Regions from separate parts of the Mus musculus genome. Here region 1 is linked to region 2. A link is a contact called in ENCODE Hi-C or POLR2A ChIA-PET data. All regions are on one chromosome and are shown on one strand. The core of a region is the stretch at or near the end of the contact, and the rest is flanking DNA. Distances in the headings are between cores, read along the strand shown.

The links. A loop is a pair of places that touch in the nucleus more often than their neighbours do. ChIA-PET counts read pairs that join two places held with the same protein, here RNA polymerase II (POLR2A).
Region 1: a loop to region 2 is called in a map of heart, with 2.9 times the contacts of the local background. The contact joins the enhancer-like site here to the promoter of Daam1 in region 2. A Hi-C loop is called at or near these places in 6 of 37 maps with a recorded cell type or tissue (T-helper 1 cell, T-helper 17 cell, heart and 1 more). POLR2A ChIA-PET finds 5 or more read pairs at or near these places in 3 of 5 experiments (all embryonic stem cell).

Annotation. Positions count from the first base shown.
Region 1 is chr12:71,860,652-71,865,828 of GRCm38, reverse strand. All of the region lies in intron 1 of Daam1 (dishevelled associated activator of morphogenesis 1), which reads right to left. Among named protein-coding and RNA genes, the nearest start is that of Daam1, 32 kb to the right of the region's middle. Within about 2 kb of position 1,733, at least 1 of the 3 ENCODE cell types and tissues checked has a DNase peak (open chromatin) inside an H3K27ac peak, as active enhancers do; it is heart, where a contact is called at or near this core.
Region 2 is chr12:71,829,444-71,834,777 of GRCm38, reverse strand. Daam1 (dishevelled associated activator of morphogenesis 1) reads right to left here and starts at 3,710. Exons shown (of 26, transcript NM_026102.3): 1 at 3,447-3,710.

The sequences.
Region 1 (5,177 bases), core at 484-2,983, 33 kb before region 2:
GTAGACAGGAATCTATTTTTCATTCAATTCAATTGCTAATTATAGGTTGAAAAACATTCAGGGTAGTTGATGGGGATGGAAGCCACTGCCCAGAGTCACACATCACCAAAGGGTCTCTGGGGGCTTGCTAAAAAGAAAATCAGACCCACAACATGGAGCTGAGCCTCTTTCTGCCTCATTTCAACCAACGAGTATAATTAGGTAAGGTTACATACTTCCTACCAAGTTTTTAGGACTGAGACTACACATCTCTTGGTAAACAAATGGAGAAATGTTTCTATGAGATTGACTTTCAAAGAAATAATGACTCCAAGAGCCAGGATTCAAGTATATGTGGGACTTTTTTTTTTCATTGTGTTCTTGGTTTTTGTCCCCTGACCATCCCTGAAAACAGCAGTGTGGAAGGCATGTTTTCAATCAGGGTTTTATAAACTCATAAAGACTGCACTATGAAGTTAGATGACTAAATAGCCATCACGTGTGTTGGATTATACAGGAAGGAACTTAAGGTAGAAGAGGGCTTCTTAAACTTTCTCCATTTGTGACTGCATTTCACTAAATAACATTTTGTGTGACTCCAAGTATACAGGGACATAAGATAAGTATACAGACCAAACATTTCCTAATGGTAAATTACAAAGAAATTTATTTCAAAGTAGTTCTTTGGTACATATAATTTTTACCATTTATGACAGACATTTGCATACCAATGAAACAGAGCTAATCAACAGGTAATCAACACATCAGCCTGCATGCCTCTAAGTATAACAGAAAACACACCATTAAACCATCATCAAGAGTGAATTTGGTAAACACTATACCATCGCCCACCTGCTGGGACCAAAACACTCAGAAACACACTGAGAGAAATCTTCACTGTCAGCCTAGTAAATGTTTTGATACAACTGTGAGAGGCCACTGTTAGGGTTGAACTCCCACAGGCTTCAACAGCCTAGACCACACCAAAATGGAGTCATTCCTGCTAACTACCACATAATCAATTTAAGCTTTCAGGAAGCAGATAAATCCCCAAACAGACCAGTTTTTCCAGAAAGCAGGAGTCTGCGTGAATCAAGGACATCCCCTCTTGCTTTACAAAACAGGAAGCTGGAACGAGCTGATGTCAATCAGTCTGTTTCCAATTGTTTTGTCGCCTCACTCCTAAAGCCTCTGCTAGGCTATTACCAAAGAGCTCTCATTCTATTGTGTAGATGGAGATTGCCCAATTTATGAGTGGCTTAGAGGGGAAAAAGCAATTAGATCTATAACTAAATTTGTTGTGATTTTATAATTTGACACTTCAGTACTTACTGGCTAATTGGCACTACAAATATTTACTATTTCATGCTCATAAGAAAGGTTACTTTTCTGGTATTTTGAAAGCAAGCTTTTTTTTTCCTTTTTGAGGTAAAAGGGGATAGTCCGTTCTGCCAATGAACTGGCACTAGGAACCAGGAGAAACATATTACTGAAACCAGAGGCAAATCCAAACTAAACTAACCTTCTGACCTCCAAACATGCTCAACACAGGGATGTCCAACACAGCTGGCGGGGCTGGCGCAGGGTTTACTCTCAGATGACAACTGATGTGCATGGCATGTGATGTGCTGACTTGCGGGTGACTGTGGTACATACAGAGCAGAGTAAGGAAACCCATCAAGCATGGTGCACACACATGACCTTCCCCCCCCCCCCAGGGGAAATTTCTGAGTACTGAAACCCAAAATAGGAGTGGATCTAAAAATAGCCCCTCTGCTTCTACAGAGGTGTTTTCCTCTCGGCGTTCGTTCCAAATGTGTGGGAAGACAAAACGGCCTGGGTTAAGTGGATTTCCAGATTTCAGCAACAGCCACGTGATGCTTGGAACCCTCTTCAGCCAATAGCAGAAATACAATTTCCTCTTCCAGTTAGGTTTTTTTTTTTTTTTCCTTGTAAGCTTAGAAGGCGGACAGCACAAAACTGGGCAGGAGCACATAGAGCTAAGTTTTCTGAGACGCTCTCATTACTTCCTGTTGAAAATCTCAAAGTCTAACTCAGACTGAGGAAGACCATTAGATCTTGGGATTTTTGTCATTGACAAAATAGTGATTTTTTTTTTTCCTGAAGAAAGATGAGTAGAATTGACAGAGCACTTACTTTCCCTACCATGCCACACGTGTGCAGGACTTGAGTATCACTGCTAAGGTTCCTTCTGTTCCTAGTCCATTAAATGTGACACTGTAAGAAAAGACTACTTGTGGGAAGGAACACACATGCTATCGTTTCTTTAGGAAAGGTAATCTATTAACTACTTCATTCTATGTTCTAAGCCACCTCCAGCTGTATGGTAAACCTTCTCCCCAATGGCACATACAAAAACTTACTCCTTTTCTGTACTATTTCAAATCAAAGAACTACAATGATACCCCAGAAATCAAAGCAAGCAAACAAAACATGTCCCAAAGGATCTACAACTCTAAGGTATTTGGGCCTGGGCTAAGAAGGAACAACAGTCCTGCCTCGGCTGCCTCAGTAAGCGACTGAGGTAGCTCCACTCAGACAGCTGGCCTCTGGAGCAGGGAGGGCCACCTGTGCACAGGATGAAACCCAACATATACTGACTATGCATATGCCCTCTATCTGTCCAGCACTGACATAAATACAAGCCCCTTCACTCACCCCTCCCCTCAAGATGAAGTTTAGTGGAAGAGTTTTCAGTGCGAGCAGCTTCTGGGTGCTGGGGACACTCATTCTGAATGAGTGGGAGCTGGGGACCGTCCCGGTGAGGCATGAAGGGACTCCAGGCCTACATAGGAAGCCTTGCACCTCTCTGCATAGTATTTACCACAAGAGACAAACACTACAAGAATGATAGGTGTCAGAACAAACTGAACTTGCAATTCTCACTCCTAGTCCCTGGCCATCCCAAACGAGCCTGCAGGGCATCACAGACAGAGCTTGCGTTCCCACAGCCAGGTGTCTAGGTCGAAGTGTGCACAGTGACTGGAAGGCAGCCTGCACGGACGGCCTGGAAGGAGACCAGGACGGGGCTTCTCCCCTTCACCCTGAAAGCTTCCTTTCAGAAGCAAGTCATCTGACGGCGAAAGGACAACAAAGCGTGTCACACCTTTTGTATTAAAATCATTTTAATACAGAATCCTTTATCAAATGAAAACCCATTTCTGTACAGAGGGTCATCCTATGAAACAGTGACAAAATTTGTAAGTAACAAAAGCAGACGCTGAAGCAGAAACACAAGAAAATTACTTTAAAGATATATTGGCTGATTCTGGAGAGGTCAACGCTGTAATGCAAAATTGTGGTTGTCTTACTAGCAATCCTATAGACTTATTCTACATCACTAAAGTAGGAACTCCAAGGCTAGGAAGGTGGCTCAATCTATCTCATGTTGTTCACACAGACCCACAGCACCCATGTTGACACATGGTCTCCATGAATATACACATACCCACACAAACACATGTACACCACATACAAATACACATATGGGGACAGGGGTTACAAAATGAATCTGACCAAAACAAGGATCCACCGGCAAAACTGAACCATATCTGTGTAACCCCTGGGGAGGGGATGGGGGCATTTACCATGTACCTACGTAACCAGAGTTGAGCAGGACCAATCCTATGTAGCCTCCCAGTATCCTTTAAGATAATATAGGGATGCTAGTCGGTGCCACACCCATTCCCAAGTTTTGTTTTGTTTAGTCTCCCACCCCTCCCCCCAAGACAGGGTTTCTCTATGTAGTCCTGGCTGTCCTGAAACTCACTCTGTAGACCAGGCTGGCCTCAAACTCAGAAATCCACCTGCCTCTGCCTCCCAAGTGCTGGGATTAAAGGTGTGTGCCAGCACTGCCCGGCGCATTCCCAAGTTCTAAGGAAAGGCTCATACAATGTACTTTCAGCATATAACCCAGCTTTATCAACTTCAGCTGCCCTGCCATTAGCAAAAGGGGAGGGAGAAATCTCATACTGACGGTAAGCAGGTCAAACTGCATGTCTGGTTTCAGAACTAAAAGTCCTGCTGAAGCACACTGAGTTAGTCTCTTCAGCATTCTGACTTCACAGCAAATTATCCAGCCTTTTCTGGCCATGATCACTGCTCCCCTAATCCTACTCAAACTGTCCTAATGTTGAGTATAGATTTAAGATGGGCCAAGTACATTTCCTCCCTGAAACACTAACTCCTCGGCAACATCCATGCTTTCAGACTGCCGGCTCTTCATACAGAGAAGCAAACAGTGTAGAAGGAGGTAGGGTGCAATGCCCATCTCCACACTGCGGGTCCCAGGGGCCACTCCATCAAAATCACTTCATTAAAAACTGTCCTAAGGCCCAGGCACAAACTACTTGGAAGCAACAGAAAGCACCAAGCTAGCCATTCAATTGGCACTATCACTTAACTAAGTTGTTATTATCAGTAACTATAACACCTGTACCAGTCTGACGCCTTGCAGTTGGTTACTGGTGGCTGCCCCAGTGCTGTGCAAACTGAGTTTCATGACATACCAATATGATGGGTCAGTAAAGAGAATAAAGTTCATAGGTCTGCACAATGACCAATCAATGACTTTCTTAAGCTTGTTTATGGAGCAGAGATTGTAGGAAGAATGGCAGTGGCCACTTATGGGAAAATGCCAGGGACGATTGCCTGAGAGAGCAAGGATTGCTGGTGCAGACAGTGCCAGCCAATGGGGAACTGTGTTTAGAAGAGATGCTTTCTTGGGACCACTGGGGCTCGGGTGGAGGGTATTTAAGGAGCTTGCAGCCGTGCTCAGATGAGCTTGCTGCAGCGCTTCTCACTGCTCCTGGAGTCTGTGTTGCTGACTCATGCCACCTCACCTCCAATCCCAAGGGCAGGTCGGGTCTCGCGGCAAGCAGTCCAGGGCACAGGCAGCAAGAGGTGAGGGGCTCCTTATGGGAAGATGATGATGACTCAAAGGGCAGCTGCAGAGCCGAAGCTATGCCATCATGGAGGCACAGGCTCACCAGGGAAAAGGCCCTCCCCCAGCAGCTGTGACTGCCCTGTGTTAGGTAGGAGCCGCGTCAATCTTCAAGAGTCAGTTCTGAGACTTGTAAGCTTATTTACTTCCTGAGTTTTCTAAGCTACCGCTCCTTCCATGGGTGAATGTTTCAATTCAGGGGAAACACTATACCTGGGCTTCTTTTATAACAGAG
Region 2 (5,334 bases), core at 2,461-4,960:
CAAAGTTTTGTTTTGTTTTTTTCCTGAACTAATAGAAATAGACTTAAGATTTAAAAACACGGAATAGAGGATGCTAGGGAAGACCCCCCTCCCCCCAGTGGCAAGCTCTGTGGGTCATTTTCTGAACGGAACACCTGAAGCTCTCAGTGATACTGAGCTTCGTCCCTCCCATCCAGCTGCAACTTTGAAATGTTTTCACAGAAGAACCTGAGATCCTCAAGCCAAAACCATACTCTAAATATTTACAAAATGAAACGGTTTTAGTCTTAACTGGGTTTTGTTTTTAAGCACCTTATTTGTTCTAGGAGGCCAATGACTAACACTAGGAGCAGTGTTTTAAACAAAGTAGCTCTATCCACAAGCACACTCTCAACACTCAGAACTATCCACCAAGAGGAGAAAGCCAGGATTCCAGTTCCACTCAAGGACGTGACCCTTCTCTATCACCTCTCTCAAGATGGTTCCAGTTTTCCAGACCCACAGGACGTGACCACCGCATACCAGCTTTACCAACACCACACTAATGTCCTCTCCTAGACTTGGCCTGGACCGGCAGATCCTGTTTATAGAATCGCTCTGCCCCAGATGACAGACTGCGGTCTCCCAGCAACTCTAGGAGCCACTGGTGGCTTGACAAAAGCGGCTATCTTTGCCTTTGTCTTTCTCCTTAGTTTCCTGCCATCTGCCTTCTGGGAAAATTATCTAGGCCAAGGAAAGTACTACTAATAAAAGTATCTCTTTAAGTGTACTAAGAAATTATAACAAGAAAAACAATAACCTATGTAGGTGAATTAGTTCCAAAATTAGTTATAAAATAACTATATATATATCATTTTTATATTCATGGAAAGAACTGTAGCAAGGTGTAGGTACTAATCAAAAAAGGGGGGATTATTACAACAAATTACATAACTGTCAGGAGAAAAAATACAAACCTTGGATTTCTGATCCTCCTTAATACCCATTTAACACATGCTTATTAAAAGACCTGTTCCAAATTCTGAAATGGTTAAGAAGACAAAGACCTTGCCTTCAAAAAGCTTAGCACCAAGAAGCATTGACAAGCAAGCTAATAAACGAAGGACATTTTGCTGTCATTATAAATCCGAGAACAAAAATAAATACATAAACAAGAGAGTGCTAACTTGTGCTAGTGCTGCCTCACAGTGATGTAACTAAGCTTAAGACGGTGAGCATTATCCACTTGGCACAACAACCAAGTATTAACCTGCACATGAATGCACTTGCATAGACACTCCTATGCACACCATCCCCCATTTCTGAGAGATACCACACTTGGAAGAGAATGCAAACAGGAGATGAAAAACAAACATCTTAGTATAATTTAAATGCCTTTTGTTCAGTTAAGTTACAAATAAACTACATTCATTGTGAATCTGCAAACCATAAAATCTAAGCAACTAATTATGACTAAAACATAAAAGTCCAGATGCTGGGATAATAGGAGTATCAAGTGTATTATAAATTTTAAAATACTACTATAGCTGTCCTGTCCATTTATGTAACAGTTACCCCAAGGATCTTGGTTTGGGGGCCAGCAACACAAGTTGAATGCTACAATGTCAGAGCTGAATTTAAGCCTTGTGTTATTTGGAGGAGGAGTCATTTTCCAAGTCTCAAAACTTTAAACCTAAAACCAACGTTAGGAATTCTCTGAACTCCCCTGTCTACATTATCAATGAGATGACAGGTGCTCCCAGAGGTAACTGTTAGCCCACAGCAGGACATCACATAAAATGCTGGCACAGGACCTAGGGCTCCTGTTTTCAGCCTCCAGAGTTCCACTTTAAGGATCTTCAGCTGGAGTTTAGATTTCATAAAAATTGCAATGTCTCTGTTCTCCATACCTCAACTTCAATTATTAATTGCTCTGTCATTTACAGGTAATGGTACTTCAGGTAATTGCTGACCAGGGAGCTGTGTAGGCCTGGGAAGAGTGACCTTGTTAAGTAAATTGCCTCCAGCACTATTAACTATGATAATGATGGAAAGATACAGTTCACTCGTTGGAGGAAAAACATCTTCCAAATTTAGTTTACCTTAGAACAAAAGCCCCAGACAATTCGCTTTGAGATGATGTATAGGCACATGGGAGGGGACAGGTCCAAAAATATGGTGTCCAAGCTATGTAGGAAAGAATATGGGGGAGTCCCAGAGCTGCTAGGAGGGTGAGGAAGAGGGAGCAGCTGGGCCCAGGGCAAACATTTGACCACACCCCCCCGACCACACCCTCCCAGCTGCCCGCAGAGCCACAACGAATTGAAACAGCAGTGCGAGCTGTTAAGATTCCAAAGGCAGAAGTCGCCATGGCAACCGGATTCGTCTTGCAGGCAAACTATGCTTCAATTCACTAGGTCCGGCTCAAATCTCAAGAAACTACCAATTCAATGGGGGCAAAACGGTCACGGGCAGCATTTGCTCTGGATGCTCTCCCAACATTGACGGTGGAGGAGAGAGACTGAGAGGAGGAATCTATTTCTGAGCACAGTAAAACATTTTATGGGGAGGGGACAGAACGTCCCAAACCTTGATTGTAAGCAACGTGCAAAGGACCGTAGAAGGGTTTGATGAATGTGAGTAAATGAACGAATGGAGCTGACGCAAAAAGGGAAAAGAAAAGCCAGAAGACTTTCGAGTTGTCCAGCCGGGCCGGGTCCGGTCGGGTCGGGCCCGGCCTCGCCTCGCCCTGCTCTCCTCTCTAGTCAGAAGACAAGCCAATCCCAAACAGCTGGTTTGGGCACCAGTTAGATAAACCCGATTATCCAGCCCTCCTGCCCCCACAGCGAACCTTATCATTAGGTTATCCACCACCCCATCACCACCATGGTTCTAAGGAGAGCGTTTAGCCCACGCCCAGGTGCCCTTTGCAGGGCTCCATTTGGCAGAGCCAAGACTGCGATACGCCCCTCGAAGCAGGACGCGGGGAACCCCATCCAGTCCCCCGGAGACGCAGCCTCCCCGCGCCGCAGCTAGCCGCCGGCTCGCGGCCTCCGCAATGCCAGGTTTCCTTCTTCTCTCTGCACACAGTAAACTCGGAGACTGCCTGGATTAGTCAGCCCCTCCGTTTTGAGTATGACTTGACCCGAAGGTGATAGGAATGGTAGGGGAATCGCGGTCACGGCCATGCCCACGGATCTTACAGAGCCAGCGGCCCAGGAGCGCCGCCCGCTGCCGCAGCTCCCTCAGCCCTGGCCCCGGGGAGCCTGTGGCCGGGAAGAAGAGAGATGTACCCGGCCGGCTCCACGGCCACCGAGCGCCTCGGAAAGAAAGAAGGGAGGGACCCCATCCTCGGGGATGCCTTCCTTCAGGCTCGCCTCGCTCCGAGCCGTGCTGCAGCCATTTTCCAAAGCCTAGATTGGCAGCTCGTAGCTGTCTCGGTCCTGTTCCCACCCAAACCCAACCTGAAGGACGAGTTTAATATTTACCTACTGGCCCCGGAGCTCCGGGAAGCAGCAGGAGGGCGCGCCGCGACAGCGCGAAGAACCAGCACGCCCACCCCGCGCCACGGTGCGGTGCCGCTAATGAATGAGTGCGGCGGGCGAGCCGAGGAGTCCCCTCACCTGAGCAGCCGCTGCATGCTGGAAAGGCCGCTCTGCGCTCCCGGTACAATGGGATCCGGTTAAACAGTTCCCTTCACAGCCGCTCGTAGGTTACCAACTCGCAGGTGACATCACCCTCGTCTCCTCTGATAGGACACAAGGTGGCACCCACTGCGCATGGACGCTTTGACTCGCCTTTAGGATTCTGGATGTTGTAGTCCTAGTCCTACAGACAGAGCCGAAACAGTCTCTCCATCCTCACGCTCAGGAACTACATTTACCGAGGTGCATCTCTGTCCCTCTGTGCCAGCCCCCTCCCCGCCCCCCAGACCCGCCCCCTCCCCGCCCTCCAGTTTAGCAGAACCAGTGGTGGTCAGTCAGAAGCCTAGGGGCATAATGTTTGGGGAAGAGGGCGAGGCACCCAGCGGCCGTGCCCTTTGACTTGACCTCTGATCCTGCCAGCGGGTAGGCTGCAGGACCAAGGGGCGTCCTGAACTCGCGCACACCCGCCAGGCACTTCTGTTCGGTTGGGCTCTCCTGCCCCCATCTGGGAAGGGTCCATAAAAGCCTTTCTCTTCCTTCCCTGCTCAAAACCACTAATTCATAGGACTCCAGGGGTTCTGGGTTGAATACTGAATCAGTATTTCCTCACATCCCCAAGGATCAAACAACGCCAGCCGCGGAAAAAAAGGAATCTCCTTGAACCACACTTTGGGTTAGTTCACCTTCCTCCTCTCTTTCCTTTTTTCCCTTTTAAACCAAGACCGAGTCGAGTGGTCAAGAAGAAAGCTGGGGACAACTTAGTTGGCTAACCTGAGAAAAACCGGCGGCTGTCACTAATGAAAATGCTGTGTAATAGAAGACAGAGACAGTCACCACAATCCTGCGTCTGAAAGCCTGCTGCTGTGGAGATAAAACTATCGAACAGCCATGCTTTTGTTCATCCCTTTAGGGACTTCCCGCTCTGGTGGCTCTCAGCTCCTCCGAAGATAACATGCATATCTCAAAGTTTTAGTTAATTACTCATATATAAAATTTTAAAATCCACAACACTCCCTCCACCCTTGTTCCCCGCACATTTCCTTTCAAAAATATAAAAATTTTAAGACCTTTAAGCAAACAGTACCCTTCAAGGATTGCCCCCGATCTTCAGACACTTTTATGTGTATTCAAGTGTTAGCAAAGGGTGTGAAGTGAAATTCTGACCCTTCTGGAAGATTTTGGTTTTAATACATAAAAGTTTTCGGTTTCATGATCTCATTCAATAACACCAAAGGTGAGAAACTTAAATAGAGGGAACAAATGTCCAAGTGTGTGTGTGTGTGTTTGGGGGTGGGGGGGGCTGTATTCATTCCACTCTCAATGGCACTGCTGTGATCAGCTCACACGCCCTCTTCCACCAGCAAAATTAAGATTTTGCTTCTCAGGAAATGAAGACTGACAATTAAAATTTCCAACTACTCTTCACCTAATTGCTGGTGGAATATCACATCACTACTTATCTTCCCTTTTCTGCTTCAAACACTAAGGCTCAAGTGAAATACGTTCTTGGAACTAGAGGAGCATCTCAGAGGAGAGGGAAAATGATGGGTTTTTTTGTTTGTTTGTTTGTTTGTTTGTTTGATTTTTGGGTTTTTTTTTTTTTTGTGTGTGTGAAAGAGGAGGTTGCTGTTGGATTCTGATCGTCTTTTGACAAGCCTATTCTGTACAGAGCAGAACCGTTTGTCTCCACAGAAGCAGGATATAACTTTGTTGCTCTTCTGATCTATTCTAT